Regions from separate parts of the Mus musculus genome. Here region 2 is linked to region 1. The links are chromatin contacts, found by Hi-C or POLR2A ChIA-PET in ENCODE. All regions are on one chromosome and are shown on one strand. Each heading gives the region's core, a stretch centred on a gene start or an enhancer-like site at or near the end of the contact. The rest is flanking DNA. Distances are from core to core; before and after follow the strand shown. Region 1 holds the start of B230217O12Rik (RIKEN cDNA B230217O12 gene). Region 2 holds the start of Eif3a (eukaryotic translation initiation factor 3, subunit A).

What was found. Hi-C counts contacts between places; a loop is a spot of excess contacts on that map. ChIA-PET counts read pairs that join two places held with the same protein, here RNA polymerase II (POLR2A).
Region 2: a loop to region 1 is called in a map of regulatory T cell, with 9 times the contacts of the local background. The contact joins the promoter of Eif3a here to the promoter of B230217O12Rik in region 1. A Hi-C loop is called at or near these places in 1 of 37 maps with a recorded cell type or tissue (regulatory T cell). POLR2A ChIA-PET finds 5 or more read pairs at or near these places in 1 of 5 experiments (embryonic stem cell).

The regions. Positions count from the first base shown.
Region 1 is chr19:57,359,542-57,362,281 of GRCm38, forward strand. B230217O12Rik (RIKEN cDNA B230217O12 gene) reads right to left here and starts at 1,358. Exons shown (of 3, transcript NR_040316.1): 1 at 473-1,358. It overlaps Fam160b1 (family with sequence similarity 160, member B1), which reads left to right and starts at 1,468. Exons shown (of 17, transcript NM_145505.4): 1 at 1,468-1,829. The coding sequence starts at 1,785.
Region 2 is chr19:60,789,182-60,792,093 of GRCm38, forward strand. It overlaps Eif3a (eukaryotic translation initiation factor 3, subunit A), which reads right to left and starts at 1,512. Exons shown (of 22, transcript NM_010123.3): 1 at 1,288-1,512. The coding sequence starts at 1,336.

The DNA of each region.
Region 1 (2,740 bases), core at 108-2,607:
TCTAGCTAACTTGTGCGTCTTAGAAATTAGGGACCAGGCAGATAAATCATTGAGTATTGATATTAACCCATAGCCAAACATATATTTTATTGTGCTTATAATAAGTATGCAAAGTTAAATATCCATCACACACAACTTGTAGCCCGCCTAAACATCACTCCCTACACAAGTTGTGGCTGCAGGACATTGTGAAAATACAAACTGCCATGTAATTAGCCAGGAAAATTATTATGGTTGATAAACTGACCAAACCTCATAAGTAGTATGAATAATAACAACAAACATTGTGTGCTCTAGGATGGAGCAGGAACAAGGACCTTGAACGTGGCAAGGAACACAGCTCAATGTCCAACAAATAACAGAGGATGTTGCCAGCGTTTTAGTTTACAGAAAGCAAGGCTATGCTTACCTGCTTTTGAGCATAGCAGAAGCAAACAACCAAAGCATGAGAAAGACTCGAGTCTCCCCTTACCTTCTCTCTTGGTTTCCTCTCCTCTTGTGTTGTTACTAATGTTATAACAAGGAGGAGAGCCTGTGATCCCCGGCTTTCTTCACTGCTACATTGGTAACCTCACGGCCCAGAATGGCAGAGCTGGATCCAAACAGGCTTCTCAACCCTGCTCAGAGTTGCGGCGCCCTCTTCTGCCCTCTGCTCAACGAATTATACTATCAATAGGTATTTTTCATCCATGTTAATGAGAAATCTACTTCACCCTAATGCAGAACTCCCCGATCCTTTTCGTGAAATGCTAATACCAGCTTGAAACAAAGTTCTTCAGATTTTCAGAAGTTGCATCAACCATCTTAAAATGGTCAGTGTTTCCTCTACGCCTTGTTTAATACACATTTGCATAGTGTTTTAGGAAGCCTCCAGCCCAGGGCTCATTAACTTGAGGCTTCACTCATCGGTGTTAGGCATCCTGAATATTATTTCCTTTTCCAGAAACACACTGAAACCTTGTAGGCCACCATCCTGCGTTATTTAACCGAACCCTCATCCCACGTGTCCATTTGGCATTTCCGGGTTTTGATAAGGATAAGCTATTTTAGTCTAGCGGGATCTTCCCACCTGCATTGGATGCGGTCGAATCCCTAGCACGTGGACCCGCTGTCCGTTTTTTGCGTTCGGGATGCTGGTATTTTCCCAGCGGCCTTCCAGTCTTGCCCTACGTATGGTACGCAAGCGCAGCGTCAACACGTCGCTGCCAAATCCTCACACTGCTCTCTGGTCACCGAGAGACGAGTGCCAGCACCGCCGGGTGCGCCACGCCAGGCCCGCCCTCCCTCCTGGCCTCAGCCTTTCAGCGCCCCGCCGACCCCGCCCGCCCTGCTCTCCCCATCGGCCCCGCCCTCAAGTCGGCCCCGCCCTCCCTGCTGGCCCCGCCCTCCCCGCCCTGGCCTCTGCGCGCCCCGCCCCGCGTCCAGCGACGCCGGCAGCGGAGACCTGGGCTTCCCCGGGCCGCATCAGCGTCCCCTGCAGGCCGCGGCGGGCACGGCAGCCGGAAGAGCCCGAGCTCCTGCCACCGTGTCCGCGTCGCCGCCGCTGAGCTCCGCGGTGCCCCGATTGCAGCCGAACGACCTCGGAGCCGCCCGCCGCGGCCCCGCGTCCTCCGATCAGAGCCGCCGCGCCTCCCGCCCGGCCTCCGCCCTCCGCTCCCCGCCCGGGCCCGCCCGCACCGGCCTTCACTCTGGAGCGGCCCGGGCAGCCGCAGCAGGGGCGGCGGCGGCGCATCGAGGAGCTCTCCAGGTCGTCCCGGGAGAAGCTGCTGCAGTCCCGGGACAGGATGTTCTCCAAGCTTACGTCCATCCTGCAGCATGCCGTGGAGGCGGTGAGTCCGATTGGGGTGCGGGGGGCTGCGAGGCGCGGGGAGGGAGGCTGCGGCGAGGCCTGGGCACCCCCGGGGCCTCTGCTCTCCAGCCGGGGACCGGGCGGCTCCCGAGGCCTCCTGGCCGTTAACCTCCGGGGCTACGTGGCCAGCGCCGCGCAAGACAAAAGAACGGCGGTGCTGGTGGGCAGGGCTTGCTTTTGCTTTGGTACGGGTGAGAGAGGAGCGGCGGGGACCCTGGGGCCCGGTCCACACCGGTACCGGCTCTGCCAGCTCGGGCCCAGCGGCCCACCTCGGCCGGACCTCGGTGATCGATCTGCGGGAGTTTGCGGGTCCGCGATCGCCCAGCTCACACCATCTGTTTCCCTTTTCTTGTCTGTAATGCGCTTCCTGGAGGCTCTTGGCGCAGCCTGCAACCGCTGTACTGTGAGCCTGGTCCTAAACAGCACCGGGGGGACAGAACTCAAACCGCCAAACGTACAGCACCCAAAAACCTAGGAAGAGAATGCTTTTCTTGTCGGTGCTAAACGCGACCCTTTGCTTTATTTTACTAGCTAATTTTGGACTGAGTATCATCCTATGTGAAGAAAGTTACTGTGTTTTTTTTTTTTTAATGGCATTTTCTTTGCATATTGAGAATGGCCTAATAGTAGCACTTTCAAATTCACATGACTTTCTAAAGAAAAGTAAAAAGATGACAAAATACCACGGTGGTTTTTAGGGTCAGCTAAGAAAATTAGAGTTGTGAGTTTCAGATATGGAGACAAAATTTTAACACAATTGCTTTTTACATACTTCGTGGAATTTGGGTTTCGCTTGGTGGCACATCAAACAAGAAAGAAATGGGGTTGCCTGAGGAGCAGTGTTGACACATGGGGTAGAGAACTGCACTCTAAGATGCCAATTCTACTTTT
Region 2 (2,912 bases), core at 262-2,761, 3.4 Mb after region 1:
TTCAAAACATTAAAAGTCCTAAATTAGCTAGTTCTATTTTCAATAATAGATTAGTACTAGAGGTATTGGGTGACCCACAGTGCATTATTATTCTACTCCAGACTGCTTCCTAACCACAAAAAATATTAATGTATGTAACCAACACATCTTCATTCCTGAAAATTATCAGCAGTATTCTTTTATTATAAGTTTTGAGTCAAATGGCCTTTTCACAAAATGTAACTTCCACTTCTAACAAGCTTGCCAAACAAAAACCTGCAACATACATGGTTTATTTTTCCAGTTTGGACTGGAAGGGTTGAAAAGGGCACAAATACTGAATTATCAGGTTTTATTTTAAAAAATAAAAAGCAATTTTTAAAGGTCAGATCAGATATGCGCACACGAGTTTTCCACGACACAATGTCAGAGATCCGGGCAAGTCTTTCCTGCAAGCACTAGGCTTAATTAAGCACACGTATGGAAATAGAAATAGCACTCAGTGGCTCTGCGGTGGAGGAAAAACAAAAAAACAAAAAACAAAAAGCTGATCTGGATATCAAGAGACCTTGGTCTTAGTTTTCTGACACTCCCAAGTGACCTTGGGGAAATCACTCTTTCTAGGGCTTGTCTGGGTAGATCATTTTTAAATCCCTAAAGAATACTAACTTTACTGGATTCGAAATACTTTCGAAATGACCCTCATCATTTCGGGGGGTGGGGGGGAGGACACCACAGGAAACAAGTTAATGGAGCAGAGGCCTGAAGTGCAAACTAGTAGTGAGGGAAGTAGACCCTGACCCAGAAGGCCTCCGCGTGGGATCAGGAACCAGACGTGCCCGAGAGGTGGAGTGAAGGTAGACTAGCCGGCTCCCGACCCCGGCGGGAGGTGGAGCGGAGGTTCTCGCGTGCATTGTCCCCGGGAGGGAGCCATGTTTCCTCCTCCCGGCACTCCCAGATGGCGGCAGGGAGCGCGGGGCTTCCCAAGCAGCCCGCGGGTTTGAAAAGCCAGCAGAAGGCCGATCGTAGCGAAGAATCGCAAGACCCGAGAGTCCTGACCCGCTGGGCCGTGGCCCTGCGACGCAAGCCTCGGGCGGCAGCCACTCAACACACACCAGAGCGACGGTTCCTGATCCGCGCCTTCCGCCGCGGCCCGCTTGAGTAGGGAGGCCGTGCGCAGACGCGGCCCGGTGGCGGCGGCCGTGACCACTGGCCTCCACAGCCCGGGCTGCGGGCAGCAGGCGGAGGCCCTCGAAACTCCCAGGCCTCGGGCCGGCCCTGCGCGGCGCGACCCGCTGCCTTACTCACCGTTGGCGCGCTTGAGGGCATTTTCCGGCCTCTGGAAATAGGCCGGCATCTTGACGGTACGCTCAGTTCACCCGGCGTCAGCGAACTCCCTAGTGGCCTGGACCGGGAGAGAAGGCGGAGGGGAACTAGCGCGAGCTTCCACGCGCCTCGCCAGCAGATGCCCGCGCCCAGCCGGCCAGAGACGGAAAGGAAGGAACCACGTGATTCCCTCGCGGCGGCAGCGCCGCCGCCCGAGCCCCGGATGTAGGAGGCAGGCCTTTGCGCATGTTCCGCCTTTCTCCGCGCGCAGGCGCGCTGGCGTCTCGAGCGCGGGCTGACGTGGCGCTGGGTGCCGAGCAGCGCGAGCTGTGGTGTTCTTTGGTTGCGGGAGGGAACCTTCGGGACCGTTTTCTCCGACCACCTCTGCCCCCCGCGGACACAGAGTGGGAAAGGGAAATTTGCGGTCTGATCTGCGACGAGAAAAGGCAGTGTCTACACAGTCATAGCCAAAATGACGTGCGCGGAAGCAGGCCGCGTTAGGGTCGCATCGCCTCTGCCGGGACCTCTCCTGGAAAGGTTGAAAATACTGAACGGAAGTGCTGACCCCGTATCGCTGGCCAGTGGTGTTCATCCCTGAAAAATAGGTCACCAGTCACTTGATTGACAAGGAAGGGGAGGGAACAAACGAATAATAAACAGAGTTATTTGGTATCCTCCTAGGGTTAGTGTCCCAAGGATTCCCGAAAGAAGGGGAGTAGAAGACCCAGGAACCTGGCTTGTATATTTGAAAATACGCGAGTGTCATCGATTTTTACATACAGCTCACGTCACAAACAAATATAAGAAATGTGTTGGTGAAGAAATGGCTTATTGCAAGCCATGTCTTTTATTGCTACCTAACAAATGTAGTGTTCACAGATTAATTACTATGCTTAGAGCTTGAAAGCCATTTAAACCGCGTCGAATTATTAGGCTCTTGGTAGGAAATTAACTTGAGTTCAGGGCTGTGGCTGTACAGTGGCTGAGCGCTCCTCTAGCACACACAGGGGCCTCCATAATCCCTGGCACCACACAAAGGTTCAGAGAAAATTCAGGAAGAAAAGAATAAATTATTGTAAGTTTATTACATATTTTACAATAGTATGGGACATGTGAGTTAATGAGATACTGTGTCAATGAATGAGGAAACCTTAAAAAATAAATAAAACCTGAGCGTGGTGAGAATCTACGCCTTTGGCCTTTGATCCCAGCACTCAGGAGGCAGAGTCAGGCAGATCCCTGTTAGTTCCAGGCCAGCCTGGTCTATACAGGGAGTTCTATAGACCAAAGCTACACAGAGGAAAACCTTTCTCGAAAAACAAATTAATGAGAAATATTTTAAAGCTATTTAAAGGTCTGAAGAGATACTAATCTTGCAGAGCACTCTAGTTCAGCCACATCAGACTGCTCATAACCACCTATAACTCTAGTTTTGGAGTATCTATCATCTCTGGCTTACCCAACACTTGCATTCACATGAACATACCCACTCAAAGATACAGGGCACACTAAAAACAATAAAAAATATGTTAAAGTTCATTTCAAGAGTTCTTCCTCCAGAATGCTTAGACCATGCTAAATCATGAACTTTCACCTTCCAAAACAAG